2 separate regions of the Homo sapiens genome follow, and region 1 is linked to region 2. A link is a loop called in an ENCODE intact Hi-C map of the cell type or tissue named here. Cell type or tissue: A673. All regions are shown on one strand. Links, peaks and the distances in the headings refer to the core of each region. The heading gives the core; the rest is flanking DNA.

Evidence for each region. A loop is a pair of places that touch in the nucleus more often than their neighbours do. Peaks named below come from ENCODE experiments on the same cell type or tissue, not always from the same donor. Only the 100,000 strongest peaks of a DNase experiment are listed, where the experiment ranks them.
Region 1: a loop joins it to region 2, with 2.6 times the contacts of the local background. A loop is called at or near these places in 1 of 110 quality-filtered maps.

Annotation. Positions count from the first base shown.
Region 1 is chr11:100,115,455-100,123,478 of GRCh38, reverse strand. All of the region lies in intron 13 of CNTN5 (contactin 5), which reads right to left. Among named protein-coding and RNA genes, the nearest start is that of ARHGAP42, 570 kb to the left of the region's middle. In A673, for the core only: no CTCF peak of the experiment used is centred there; DNase peaks (open chromatin) are centred at 1,958 and 4,088.
Region 2 is chr11:100,227,211-100,235,234 of GRCh38, reverse strand. The region is part of intron 16 of CNTN5 (contactin 5); the gene reads right to left. Among named protein-coding and RNA genes, the nearest start is that of ARHGAP42, 460 kb to the left of the region's middle. In A673, for the core only: a CTCF peak has its summit at 3,752; DNase peaks (open chromatin) are centred at 3,914 and 4,034.

The DNA of each region.
Region 1 (8,024 bases), core at 1,015-6,014, 110 kb after region 2:
ATCAAAAGGTTTAAACTAAAATGCTTTACATTACATTTGTGATTAGCATACAACTCACCATATTTATATTTATTCCACCTAGGAGGTAAAGATGTATTATTTATGAATTTGATTCCTCTTTCTGCATGGAATATTAAGACTAGACATATATAGAGATATAAAAGAAAGTGCTGATTTTTATCTAACAATAATAGAAAAACCTTGTGGCAAAAATATTTCATATTTAAAGGGTAGAAATTGTGATGGACTGATTTATTTATACTATTTCACAAATTTTAAAGCTGAATCATTAGTTTTGTTAGACTCCTAAAATATGAGACAAAGATGAGTACATTCTCCTGAAAAAAAAATAGTATCGGAATAAAAACTGTAGGAATATACTTCTGGTAAACTATTTATATAATGTTTTGGTCCTTAAACTATTACCCTGGAAGCAAATTCACAGTTCTGATTAATGTACTTCACTTCTCTCCCACCCCACATCTACACACACAGCAAATCAGTCAAATTATCTACAAAACATATTCAATAATTTTCCTTTGGATATTGCAAAAGCCTCTGAACTGATCTCTTGCTTACATCCTCATTGCCTAGAATCCATTCTTCCCACAGTAGGGAGAGTTAACATGAGTATGATAATATCAAACCTCCAGACACATTCAGGAAAAAATCCAAAGTACTTTTGTAGCCTAACCTGTAAGTTTTCCTTCCACTCCATGTTTTACCACCACTACCTCTTGGCTCTGACCTCCCCTCTGACAATTTTCCTTTCACTAACTACACCATCAGAATGGCCCATTTAGTAGTCTTCAAACACCTAAGCATACTCCAAATGGTTTTTCTCTGCTTAAGAGCATCCTCCCCAGACATTCACATTGCTCACGTTTCATTTTACTCAGATCTATGCTCAAATCTGACCTCTCCAGATTGGACTTCTTTGATTGTTAATTTTAGGTGTCATCTTGAATGGAATAAAAAAATAGCTTGAGAACTGGCAAGATATCATTTTGGGGTATGTTTGTGAGGGTGTTTCCAGAGAAGATTAGCAAGTGAGTCTGAGTGGACTGAGCAGGGAAGATCCATCCTTAGTGTGATCCAATCTGCTGGGCGCCTGATAGAACAAAAAGAGACGCAAGAGGAATTGGCCTCTCTCTCTCAATCTCTCTGCTGAACTTGGAAGACATTCTTCTCCTCCTGTCCTTGGACATCAGATTCTTTGACCTTGGGACTCCAAGACTTATACCATTCCACCTCCCCACCCCACCATCACCCCGTTCTCAGGTCTTCAACCTCAAACTGAGAATGACATCGTTGGCTTTCTTGGTTCTGAAGTGTTTAGATTTGGACTGAGCCTTGCTACTGGCATCCCAGGGTCTCCAGCTTGCAGATAGCCTGCCCTGGGACTTCTCAGACTCCATAATTTCATGAACCAGTTCCCCTAATAAATCCTCTATCTGGAAGAAATTACCCTAATAAATCCTCTCTCTCTTTCTCTCTACCCGTATACATCTGTCTCTATGTCTGCCTATCCATTCCATTGGTTCTCTCTGGAGAACCCTAAAACCCCTTCCCTGTTCATCTTTTTTTAAAATTGTAATTCTCTATCATTTTTAATACTTTTAATCTGCTCTATTTTTCTTCATAATACTTTCCTCTATTTTGCTTACTATGTTTTTTACTTGATTTTTGACTGTTTTCTCCCACTACAATGGAATCTCCATGAAAAGAAAACAAGAGACTCTCTATTTTATTCACTATTATTAGGTCCAGGACATCAATCAGTGCCTGGCACATGGTAAATACTGAAGGAGAACAGGAAATACTATTTCAAAATATGGCTCCCTGGTATAATGAATATTTTAAATTAAAGTCCTTTAGAGATCAACAGATGCTAGAAGAGACTTTTCACTTATCCTCTACATGAAGACCAGGCAGACCCACCAAGGAGAGGAACAATTGCCCTCCCCACCCCCTGCCCCCACTGTTTTTCAATCTTCTACCTCTCCCAAAGCACAGGCTGAAGTTCCCTTATCTGTCTACAGTCTGGTCACACCAAAGAAGAAAAAAATCTCCTCTATTTCCTTTCTTGAGTTTTCATTATCAAAACCCACATCACAGGAAGGAAGATTAAAATCTGTCTAAAACCTAGGCAGACTTTTGTCACAAAACATTGTCTACTTTATGGATCCAATAGTCTTGGTCCTAGACCATTTTATGTTCTTCAAGTCCATCAGTTCCGCCTAGAAGTAATTTATTGCTCCTTTTCAAAATTCCTCTTCTCCCCTCTCCTGTAAACTGTTTTGCCAGGATCCAAGCCCTCATTCTTTCTGTAACCTCCAGATGGTATGTAAGCTTCTGCACCCCATTGAGTGAGTTGGGTCTTCATTCTGAGGGCTCCCATGTCACATAAACTATGATCCAATACATTTGTATGCCTTTTTCTCCAATTAATCTGCCTTTTTGGAATGGGTTTTCAGCAAACTTTCTGAAGGCGAAGGGGATGCTTTACTTTCACCCCTACAGTACTGGAAAAATAAAATGTTTGTTGAAAAAAAATGCTGAATGATAGTCTATCGAATTACTTATGTGTTAAAAATACTAGATGCTATTACAATAAAATAAGTTTAAAATAAATTTATTTTTATTACATTATGACTAATTCCTTTTTAAAATAGTAATAGGGGATATTTATACCTTTCTTTCTCCCTTACTATCTTGATTAATATAGAGTCAACCATATTTATCAAAAATGGTGTAAAAATAAGCTTGTCACTTTTGACCCTATTATTTTATATAAAATCTACAAGTCTCCAAGGTATATTTGAAAATAAACCTTGTCTTCACTTTGTTTCAACTGTTTCTAAAATTCTTATTTTTTCTTCCCCCAAATCTATGGCTTATAATCATAGGTATTCCAGTTGTGAAAAACCAGGATTAAATGGATTAAACGTGGATTAAATGGATTATGATTCTTCTGTTGAATCATAAATCCTTTCATTTTTCCCATTTTTCTTGACTATACTAATACAGCTTGAACTTTTTTGGGTTGATTAATATCCTCTGAAACATGAAATTGAAGGAAAAAAAAGAGTCACTAAGTAGACTATTGATACTATGATCAGTTTAAATGAAATCAAATGAAGGAAATGACATTCTCTTACTAATTTAATGGTGGTGTAAATTGGATAACTTCCCCGGAGAGCAATTTGTCAATATGTATAAAATCCTTAATCACATGCTTGTTACAAAAATTCCAAGTAAGTAACTGGATGAGTAAAACAAAGATGCGTGCTTAAGTATTTCCATTTTAAAATATCCTATAATAGTGAAAAGTGAAAAACAACACATCTGGGGACTAAATAAGTAGCAGTGCAGGCATAAAGGAGATATTATACAATCATTAACATTTTGCTGTGGTTACATTAATTAATATGAAAATGACATTTCATATAATGTTAGGAGAAAAACATGCAAAACTGCATATAGATTATGACCCAGTTGTAAATATATCTATTTTCATATCATTAAATAATTTTTGTTTTGTAAAGAAAGGCACGGAAGTGTTAACTGACACCAATGTGCAGAACTCCTTTTCTTTTTATTTGCCTAATTCAGGCAGTTTAATAATCTCTAGTCTCATGACAATTTTTAGGTATAAACACATTAAGGGCGAGGAGTGATATCATCTAGCCTGACTCAGAGATAAAATTTGGAAATAAATCAAGTTTATCTTTGATCTCTTATCATCTGTCTTTAAGCATCTACTCTAGCTTTCCGTTTTTCTTTTCTTTCCCATTCTGCCCAAATCAGTCCTCACAGCAAGAAACCTACATTTCTATATTCTTCCATAATCTTCTAAAGTTGCTTATTAAATAGATACTGCCTTAGAATCATGGTGGGATTGTTCTTTTATATTTTATTCATTCTAAAATTACTTTTCTAGGAAATGCAGAAATCTAAAGGAATCATCCTTTAGGAAGTATTTTTGAGTAATTAATCTTGGACAGCTTAGTAAGAACTGTTTTGTTGTCTGGTTGCTGGTGAAGAGAAGTTGTACTTTGCCAAGTAGTAATTTACATGTAAATAGCAATCACCAAATAGCAACAAGAGCATAGCAATAATCATGCAGCTGTTTGCATATCATTTGCTTCTTAGGGACCCCCAAGGAGAAACATAAATGAATAACCATGGACAAATTGATCTATTTTGTTTGGCTGTAGTAATATGTGTTTCTAGCTTAACCTGTTTCCAGCTGAGAATACAGCAATCGTGTGTTTATGCTGCTGGACAATTCCAAACCAAGCCAAATAAAAGTTTAGGATAATATCTTCAGTGGCTGTTCTATGCCTCTTCTTTTTCACAAGAGGCATATGTAAGTGTTCCTTGGTGAGTGACATTCAAAGAATGTCTGGTATATTCTTTTTTGTTTTTTTTTTGAACCAGTCTTTTAAAAAGGAGACTAAAAGTTCACACTTTGACATGGTTAATGTAGAAAATGTACATGGCTTATGACGTAGAAATTTAAAATGCCAGATACAGGTTTTCAACTTTTTTCTAGGTAAACAATGTAATTTGAAAAATCCAAAGAACTTTATGTGAATAATGCTTTTTAGTTACTAAAAGCTATTCCCTTTCCCATTTTACAATTCTAAAGGAGAAATTTTTAACAATTATACATAAAAAATTTAAAAAGATGGGTATTCTTGAAAAGAGAAAACACATTCTATGCATTAAAATGGCTTATTGTACTCCCAAGCCTTTGATTATGGTCAATTTTGTCAACCTTTATTTAGTCAGGTAATTGTGTAAACCATAAAATATGACACTAATATAAAATCAATTTCCAAAATGAAAAAGATGTATTAGTTAAAATCCAAAGTAATTACAAATCCTCATTAACTCTGTACAGCTGAAGACAATAGATAAGTCTAAAATTCTGCCTGGCTTCAAATCAATTACTTGTTATTGAATAGTTTGTGAGCAGTAATTTATTATTGATTCAAAGAGTCATTTGCATTTTATATCAATGTCATTTTCTTATTTCTATGACCAAATAATAATAGATAGGCATAGTTAAAAGAAACTATAGTGTAACGAGCAGTACTGCCTTTCACATCTTTTTTTGATATTGATCACAAGAAATTCGGGATCACAGTAGAGGTTAGCAAATTTCATTCTGCTGTCATGAGCAACAGCCTAGTCCAAAGGTAGTGAGGGAATCTCCTACACTACCCCAACAGTGTACATTCAGAAATGTTATTAAAAAGTAAATTTAAAGTGGTTATTTTAAAAGCACATGATATACTCAAAAGTGATACAAATTTACTTAAAAATAAATACATATTTATCTCATACCATAGATTTGACGTTAGATATTATCTTCAATTTTGACAAATCTCTGTACATTATGTGTTATTATGCCCATTACATGGAAGGGAAAAAAAAAACAACTGCGAGGTTAAAAAAGTTAGAGAAATTTTCCCAGTTCGTGTTGAATTCACGACAGGAATCTGCTACACAGGCCAAATCAGTATCACAGAGTAAGTCAGGTTCTCCTATGTAAACTAATGAGACAAATAGCCCAAGATACATTATACATTAATGCCGTAGTGGAGAAGTACGGTATTCAATTGACTTATTCATTCACTTATTCAAGTAAATGTTATCCACTTATTGAATAACTAATAGTTGTTAAGTAAAATATAGTGTGTTGAAATAGAATGCCATTCTTTACAAAAAAAAAAATGCCCTGCAAAAGTTAGTGTACTGATTTTGCAATAACAATTTTAGACTTTCAGGTATTCTTCAGTCCTGTTATTCTTAAGTCCAGCTATTATGCCTGATACAAAGAGATTTTCAGGTGGTGAAGGTAATTTTTACCAGAGTGAGATATTGGAAGTGACCCTGTGGCAAGTGGATTAACATTGTTGAGCATATGCTATGTGGTAGACATTTTATATGTACTATTTCACGTAATCCTCCCAGAAACACTATTTTGCAACAGATACTATCAGGCCAGGAAACTTCATAGATTTTGTGTTCTGCTATTTTTCTTCTCATAGCAGAGTTCCATAACATAAATAAGACACTAGAAGCATAACAAGTGGCAGTTGGAAAGAGCATTATTTATTTCCAGTATTTTGCAAGACAGGGACTGAAAGTACAGGGATGTGGCTCAATCAGTGTCACAAAGCAGATCAGTGCTCAAGATGGAGTAAGAAATACCAGAACCCAGGTCCTGAAGTTATTCAAAAAATGCTTTTGAGTGATGGTACGTAGAGTGATTTTAATAGACACACAATGTTTTTGCCTAAAATCTACTTCCTTTTCAGAAGACAGTAGGTCCTTTTGCCAGGAGAAAAGAAACATATGCTTATTTCAGTATTTGCTTTTATTTTTTATTTTATTTTTTAACTGAATACAAGTCTAACCAAGCAAGCAAGTAGTGCTGACCATGTGACTTTGATAGACACATTTACTGGCTGGAAAGAAATCAGAGAAGCTGAGAATTTCTTCAACTCCTACCTGTGATGTTCTTTCAAGGCAGGCAATTCAATTTGCACTATTATCCCAAAAGAGCTTCTTGGGAGCTATTATCCAGTATTTCATTCACTTTGCTATATACCAATGCTTTCTCTTTATAGTAAGTTTAAATCTTTTATTTTACTTTTTTTTAAATCAACAATTCAAACTTGTAAGAAGAAATGTGAAAAATCTACATGTAAAATAATGTAAGACTTGCCTTTCAAAGATGAGATTAGTCAAGAATAATAGATTAAGAGGAAGAAAAAAGATATTATATTATCATTATACAGGTAAAATAAAATTGTAATAGGCAATTATATTTCTATTTGTCTCTCAGAAGCTATTTTTTATAACCTAGAAAAAAACAGGTAAGGAAACAAACTGGGTTTATACTCTTTTTTCTCTTTTTAGGTAACCAAGTTCATTAAAAAGTCTTTTTTTTTTTCTAATTCCCTCTGGTAATCAAGCCAGTAATCAGTGATACCTGAATATACTATGTTAGTACTCTTCTAAGTCCAATTTATAATCACCAAATTTTTTTTATTAGATAGGATATTTTCCATGCTCTACAGGTTGTTTTGCAAGTGACAATTACATAACATCAATATGAAGGCGACTTCTTTTTGCTTAACTGGTTTATTAATACATTTAGTTTTGCCCTCAGCAAGGTAAAATGTATTTTCTCTTTTATATAAAACTGCTGTTTGTTGAGTGAATTATGGATGAATTCTACTGACCCAGCAGTCAGAAGAACTCTTTCCTCTGCTTGCTGGTACTGATGGATCTCATATGTGACTTTTTGATATAAGAGCAATCCAGCCCCAGAGAACCTAAACTTGGGCCAGATGCCAAGAGTTTATTGCTATTCTGGCTGAGGGACTGTCTTAGAGTACTAGAAGAATGGAAAGGCAGGAAGAGGTGGTTCTTCTCCAAAAGCATTAATGGCTTCAGACAGATCCATCCAACAAATTCTCTTCTTCATCCCTCTTGTGGTCATTGGCCTGAATTTTTCATATGAATGGCTTGAGGTAATACATGAATGTAGAACCAGATTCTTTCTTTCATGCACACCTCACTGGGCCATATATGAATAAATTTCTTAGTTTCTGAGTTTCAAAACCCAAAATACCTTGTAACATTTTAAAAACAATATCTAATTTTCCATTTAAATAATTATTTCCAATCAGGCATATAGGAAAAAATAGAACAATCTCTCAAATTCCACTAACATTTTATGATTTAAAAATTATATTATAATTAAAAAATAGGTCTTTTACCAAAACATTCCTGCTATAAACTGAGCATATGGTCTCATCTTACAGGTTTGGGGCACTTCTGGGAAAAGAAGACAGAGGTGTCCTATTTCTCCTACCCCAACCTCTCTGTTACATTTACATTCTGCTGGCGTGTTCATGTGTTAAATCCTCCATAACACTCCAGGAAACAACATGCTTCAAATATATACTCAACTTCTTCCCCCAGGACAGTTCTCTCTCAAA
Region 2 (8,024 bases), core at 1,251-6,250:
TCAGAAAAAAAAGTCTGATTTTAGATGTGTCTGTACAAAATATATAAATAAATGGGATGATTTTTCCAAACAATTCAAACAAATGAACAGATACAATGTACTTCCAATATTTTGCTTAATATTTGTGAGTTTAAGACCATCTTTTTTAACATTAAAGGCCATTTTGTTTTGTTTTCATGACACTTGGTATAATTTACAGATAAGTAGGCAAAAACAACAAATATCAAAGAGTTAAAGAATTTTAGCAATGGGAATGGTCAGGCACATTTTCAGGCATGTGGGAGTTTTGGTTTTGCCCCAGAATTGGGGCAATTGCAAAAAATTTAAAAATGAGAGAATGAGAAGAGATTATGCAGAAAGAAGTCTATCGGTGCTCAGTTTTCCTGGTGGCATTTTATTTAGAAGTCCTTCTTCTTCTTTTTTTTTTTTTTTTTTTTTTTTTAAATTCTGGGATACATGTGCAGAATGTGTAGGTTTGTTACATAGGTATACACATGCCATGGTGGTTTGCTGCACCCGTCAACCTGTCATCTACATTAGGTATTTTTCCTAATGCTATCCCTCCCCTAGCCCCCAACCACCCCCACCCTGCTGGCAGGCCCTGATGTGTGAATGTTCCCCTCCCTGTGTCCATGTGTTCTCATTGTTCAATTCCCACTTATGAGTGAGAACATGTGGTGTTTGGTTTTCTGTTCTTGTGTTAGTTAGCTGAGAATAAGGTTTCCAGCTTCATCCATGTCCCTGCAAAGACATGAACTCATCTTTTTTTACGGCTGTATAGTATTCCATGGTGTATATATGCCACATTTTCTTTATCAAGTCTATCATCGATGGGCATTTGGGTTGGTTCCAAGTCTTTGCAATTGTGACTAGTGCTGCAATAAACATACATGTGCATGTGTCTTTATAGTAGAATGATTTATAATCCTTTGGGTATATACCCAGTGATGGGATTGCTGGGTCAAACGGTATTTCTGGTTCTAAATCCTTGCAGAATCACCACACTGTCTTCTACAATGGTTGAACTAATTTACACTCCCACCAACAGTGTAAAAGTGTCCCTGTTTCTCCATATCCTCTCCAGCATCTTTTGTTTCCTGACTTTTTAATGACCACCATTCTAACTGGCATGAGATGGTATCTCATTGTGGTTTTGATTTGCATTTCTTTATTGACCAGTGACGATGAGCTTTTTTTCATGTTTGTTGGCTGCATAAATATCTTCTTTTGAGAAGCGTCCATATCCTTTGCCCACTTTTTGATGGGGTTGTTTTTTTCTTGTAAATTTGTTTAAGTTTCTTGTAGATTCTGGATATTAGCCCTTTGTCAGATGGACAGATTGCAAAAATTTTATCCCATTCTGTAGGTTGTCTGTTCACTCTGATGATAGTTTCTTTTGCTTTGCAGAAGCTCTTTAGTTTAATTAGATCCCATCTGGGCATGGGCAAAGACTTTTTGACTAAAACACCAAAAGCAATGGCAACGAAGTTCTTCCTTTCTAGCAAAACCCATGGCACCTAGATAAGAAGTCCCACAAGATGTTCTGAGGAAGTAGTCAGTAGAATTTACTATTTTGGATGCATGGCAAGATATGGGCCATCAGAGGAAGTTCAGACTTTTCAGTAAGGTTTGTGGTCATTTAGGCCAAGGTGTAACATAGAAAGTCATTACTAATACTATTGTCTCATGGTCATGTGGTCAAAGATTAGTTACTTTTAGAGGATTTGTGAATGTGAGACCTATCCTTAGAGATAGATGGTAATGACAAAGTGCTGTCTTTACAAGCTAATGTAGAATATCTTCATTCTTTCTTGGGCTACCAAATGACAACAAATCCTTAAGTTGCGGTGAGTATATCATCTTGATAGAAATTCTCTGACTCCTAGGCAAAGTTTGTCACGCCATTCTCTTGTTTCTTACAGTACTCCTTTCTTTCTTCCTCCCTTTTACCCTACTCTTTCCCTACCTCTCTCTTTTTCCTTTTTTTCTTCCCTTCCACAAACATGTATTATTTTTCAGGAACTATAGTGTATCAGAAACTAAATGGTTCTAGGGGATATCATGATCAATGAAATTGAAACAATCTGGCAATTGACAGTGGAAGGCAGTATAGTAATTTAAAATGCTGGTCTGCCTGGAGTCTACTCACTATTCTTCTACTTGTTAGTGACATTCAAACATTTTGTGGTTTAACATAGAGAGGTTTAAGTGACATTCTTAAACCTCTCTATGACTTCCTTATCTTCAAAATGGAACTAAAAATAGTACGTTTTTCATATTGTTTTTATGTGATATGCTAAATAAAGTGAAATAATTATTATAATATGGAGCCTTTAGTGCAGTGCCCGACATATAGGAAGAACCTGATAAATGTTAGCTATGTTTATTATTAGTAATGAAGCTGATGGTCAGAGAGCAAAATGTGCTGCTCATACATGGGTAACAGCACATCTCACATTATGCTGTAAAAAGATGTGTTTTTCCCTAAAATAAAGTTGTTCATGTTTAGCTAGATCATAGCTCGATGCCTGCCACATACTATGTGCTCTATAAATGTTTGATGAGTAAGTACTGAATGAACGAAGGGATAACAAGGTTAACATTAAATGACTTACACAAAGTTTCACAACTAGTAAGAGCTTGTGGGTATGTGACCCAGTCTGTTGGACTTAAAAGCCAAGGATTTTCTTAAGATTCTGCGCTACCTTTCACACATAATTGCTTGCATCTCTCCATCTACCATAATTTGGTTATTACACCCATCATTCCTCTGAACTTGCCCTTGCCAAGGCCATCATTTACTTCCAAGTTTCTTAATTCACTGATATGTGAATTGGTTCGTATTTCACTTGGTTTTGACACTGTTGTCCATTTTCTCCTTCCTCTATTTCTCTTGTCTCTTTGTCCCCATGATTTATATTTACTTGGGTTTTCACACAGTAGCTCTTGGTCTCTGACAGCAACTTCACATCTCCTTTTCAAATTCCTCTTCCTCTTCAAAGTTAATGTTTCTCAGCATTCCATTCCAGCATTTTCCCCTTCCTATGCTTCACAGACTCTTTGTTTTGTTTTTTGTTTTTTTTGAGACAGTCTCACTCTGTTGGCCAGGCTGGAGTGCAGTGATGCAATCTCGGCTCACTGCAACCTCCCCCTCCCAGGTTCAAGCAATTCTACTGCCTCAGCCTACTGAGGAGCTGGGACTACAGGTGTGCACCACCATGCCCAGATAATTTTTGTATTTTTAGTAAAGACAGGGTTTCCCCATGTTGGCCAGGCTGGTCTCGATCTCCTGACCTCAAGTGATCTGCCCACCTTGCCTTCCAAAATGCTGGGAATACAGGTGTGAGCCACTGTGCCTGGCCTTCACAGGCTCTTTAATTTAATTCCCACCCGACTTTAAAATGTGAACAATGCTCAAATCTGGATGTCAAGGCCAGTGTTTCTCTCCTGAGCTCCACAGCTACACAACTATTTGCTTAGAATAGAATAGAATGGAGAACCCTAAATGTTATTCCTTTACTACAAATCCACTTATCTCCACATCTTTCTGATTATATAAACGTGATCATGAATGACTATGATTGCATGATCATTCTCTATTAGGGGACCACAAAATTTATCTTCTAAACCAGGACAATTTTGAGGATAAAGGGGCCTCATTAATAACTACTTTGACACTCTAAGTATAACTTGGAACTCTGTTAGTCTAACTAACTAGAGTATACGGTGTCCCTCTGATGGGCCACTCAAGCATTGCAATTGGCAATCTTCTTTGCCTTCTCGTTCTCATTTTACATAACCAGTGGGCCATCAAGTTCTATAGATCCTGCCTCCTTCCTATCTTTTGAATATATACACACCCCTTCCTGTCTCTATTATTGCCTTTTATAAGACCCTTCTTATTTCTTGTCAAGATTACCGTTATTGTCCCATCTGCTTTATTAGCAAGCCACTAGTCACAGTGTCCTCTAAAACACTCAACATTTTCCTGAATGGTCTTTTTAAAGACACATCTTATCCTGTCCCTTTCCTGCTGTGATCCTTTGATGGATATGCATCACTTGTAGCATAAGAGTTAAACTCCTTCCCATAGCATCAGAAAGCATTTATTCCAATCCTGTCCCACCGTGTCTCCCTCTCGCACTCTAGAACTGTCCTGGCATGTGGTAAGCACTCACTAAATAGTGAATGAAATTGGATTTTAAAATACAAGCCCACACACTAAGAATTTATCTCCACAAACTTACACAGATGTGAAGTGACTGTATTTTTATATTAGGATGGATGTGTAAGAAACATAGGTTAAGTCTGTGGGACAAAATATAGTGAAATACAATTTCATCTTACAATTTATAAATCCAAATGTGTATTACATAAAACTCAGTTGATTAGAACTTTTCTCAAATTTGAAGAGTGAAGTCAGAATATTTGTTTCAAAATGGCAAAATACTCCCATCAAGAAACCTGAGAATGTCTCAGTCAGTTGACGGAGATATCAGTGCCTAAAAGAGTCTGGCTTTTGGCAGGCACTCAGTATTTGGGGGAATAAAATACAAGAGATTTAGTTTGTATTGATTGGTTGTCTGTGTGCAATGACAATTCATCTGTTTGCTCATTTCATATTTGCAGATATATATGTACATGCATGCAAACTGCTTTAATCATTTTGGCCAGTCAGATCACTTCAGGTAACTATTATTTCAATGAGCCAAACTAAAGCTGGTGCAGAAAATCTGAACATCTGACTGACAAAAAAATGTTACTTTTTTGTCAGTTTAAGAGTTCTACAGGTTAGCAAGCAACCATATGAAAAGCATAAGAGAAAAGAAACAACTGCTTTTCAGTGTCTAAAAGAAATTTTATAAGTGTCAATCACACTAATTAGAGAAAGTCTAAGATAGAAAAGTGATTGGTATAAGCTATTTAAATAATCCCATACAATAATAGCAATAATAGTGATCTAATATTTCTACAATAGTGCAGAATATTCCAATAAGAGATAGCGTGAATGAAATTAGCTTTTCTTTAAGAGGAAGGACATTTTATAGCTGTGTTTTATAGTTTTCAAAAATATTGAAAAATAATTATGTTAGCTGAATAAATTTTATTCTTCTCTAAAATATTATTTGCAAATGTATTTAGTATTAATATTAACTAGGATTAAAAAGTTATACTGAAAACATTTGTCATTGTCTTTTTGACTCCAAATACCAGCATATTAGCAAAACAAGCTTTGTTTTTCATAACTACTGGATTTTGTCTTTTTCACTGGAGACTCTCTTGCGTTCAAATCATTACTCAACCATGTGAAGGCTTATGCACTCTCCAAGCACAATAGGCTCTTACATATTAGATCAATGGTGGAAAAGGAAAACTACGCAACCTCTATGCTCCAAAGATGTTTGTGTTGAGTATTTGTGCATTTTAAAGCTTGGAAACATTCAGAAGTGGCCATATGCTAAAAATAGACATTTACATCAATTTAGAATCTAATTGGATCACAAGGGTAGTGCAGTGAGAGATGTGAAGATACAGCACATTAATACTGCTTTAACTCTCAAATAAACTAACAATATATTAGAAACATGCTCAAGGTTTTCACTGAGCTTTATTTTCCCATTGCATTTGGGAAAGTGATAGTACTTGCATCTTTTCCAAGGGTATAGGCAGAAAAGTCAAACTTTTCTCTCTTGCTAGTGAGAATCACTAAAGATTAGCACTTGGACAGAATTTGGAGATATTTAATCAAAGATTCCTAAATTAGTTTCTATCCAGGTAAAAACTGGTGTCTTCAGGTTACTTTCAACCATTTGAAACAAACAAACCAATAATACTTTACAACTAGCTAAAAGGTAAGTCAGCTTTGATGTTGGCTGGAATTAAATTATATAGTTTGGTAACATTATCTATCTTATGATGATAGAAGGCTTTGGCTGGAATTCAAATAGAAACATAAATTAGTGATTACATCAACACAACGAACAAAATCTTTCAACATATGACTCATGGGGTAAAATAAATATTTTGTGTGTGTGTGTAAAAAGCTAATAAACTGCTGATGTAGGCTTTGATATTCTAATTTTATAGATGAAAAAACCTTACTTTGTTGTGATTTGCCCCCTCTGTTTGCTAACATGCTTTTATTTCTGTAGATGAATATATAATTAGTTAGCGCTAGCTTCCTTGGTGTGTGAGCTGTGTAGTTCAAGATCTGCGAACTTGCAAGTTCGGGGCCCTGTGCTTAGATTAATGCCTTTCTGTCACTGTCTTGAAATTATTAATAATTTTGAACAAGGGGTCCTGTGTTTCCATTTGGCATTGTTCTTCACAGATTACATATCCAGCCCCACAGCTCTGCTTATGTTTTATCTTAGTCTCTCACTATTTCCTCTGTGACACTGAGAATGTACGCAGGTGAACTTCCATGGTACACCTCACCCTAATTCCAAAGGCATCTCACACTGGAGGACTAGAGGATGTAGAGCCAGCCGAGGGCTGAGACCTCAGCTTCCTCATCTCTCCACTCTGAGTGCCGACTTCAGTGCCCGACACAGAGCAGGTGCTGAATGAATAGGTGGGTGAACAAATGAATAGCAAATTATAAGCAAATACCTGTAGACTTATTTTATTGACAAAACGGCCAAAATTTTAATGATTTTACTTTTGCAGTGAAAAGTGGTTGAGTTGGGAGAGAGTAAAGTTAGATATTCAAGGAAATAAATAATTATTGGAAATAATAAATGGAACTGAATTGATTGGACAGATGAAGGAAGTTCAATTGAAAGACAGGTTGAAATCTGTTAGCAATAGGAAGTGATAGGGTGGGGTTCAAGGTGGATGGTTGAAAGCAGTTAGATGTCTCCCAACAAGTGACATCCTGAGCTTAATTCATTCGTTTCAAATTCAACTATTAATACACTTTGGATTCATCATGTAAGTTGTAATTCAGGAAGTGAAAATTGTTCAAGTTTGAGGAAAGGCTGTGTATTCAGAAGGACTCGAGAGATTATTGATTATTCTTTGACTATTCCCAAAGTTTCTTGACCTACTGTTTTGTACTAAGAAGCAGAGTAATACAAATAGAGAAGTTGTATGAGAAAGTGAATTTTTATCACTTCTTCTGAATAGAAAGATAGTGCTATCACTCCTAGTTACCCTAGTTTAGCTAAGCACATATTATTCTTTAGTTTCCTACCCTTATAATTACTTTAGAAAACATACTTCTAACATTAATTTCTATAAAATAAAATAACAAAAAACTAATATTCCTTTCTCCAGAGTCTTTTACTTTGTGTTTGATCACTTCTGATATTGTCTGGGAATACTGGTTCTTAACAATTTGTATATCCTCCTCAGTGAGATTATCTCTTACATATCTACCTCCCTTTCCTTAATAGCATGATCGAGTTCTACTCATCTTTAAAAAGGTTCCCTATAGCAGTATTTAGTCATGCTTTCTCTATTGTTATAGCACACTTAAGTGACTAAAATGGTGCACAGATGTCCAGGTGTGGCTTTAATTTCCTTTTATATTTCAGCAAAATAATTTTTTCTAACATATTCATTCTATTATGGTTCTCCAGATTATGCATGGTGCTGTGATAATGCTGGTTCACTGAATATTAAATTTGGGAAAGCAAGTGACTTTATGCTTCAGGTAATTATTTACGAAAAAAGCAATCTTTGGAGAAAGGTGATCATGGTGGAATAGAGGTGAATAATGGCACTGACATTCACAAGCAAAATGAGGAGAAAGTGCAAACGAGCAGTTGAGGAAAAAATAGTCCTTAAAGTAGTGAATGGGGAGAGTATCAGGGAACATTACTACTCAGAAACACTCAGATTCTAAATAGGCAATGATGAGGCCATGTGGCTACACACCTGTGCTCCAATTTAGTGTTCATGAGCGGCAAGGTTGAAGAATTGCAGGATTTGGTAAAATGTATAAAATAATTTTATAGACTATCTCTCATGGGAAGGAAGACAATAAAAAAGTTGTTCCCGTCCATCAAAGAGAACATAGA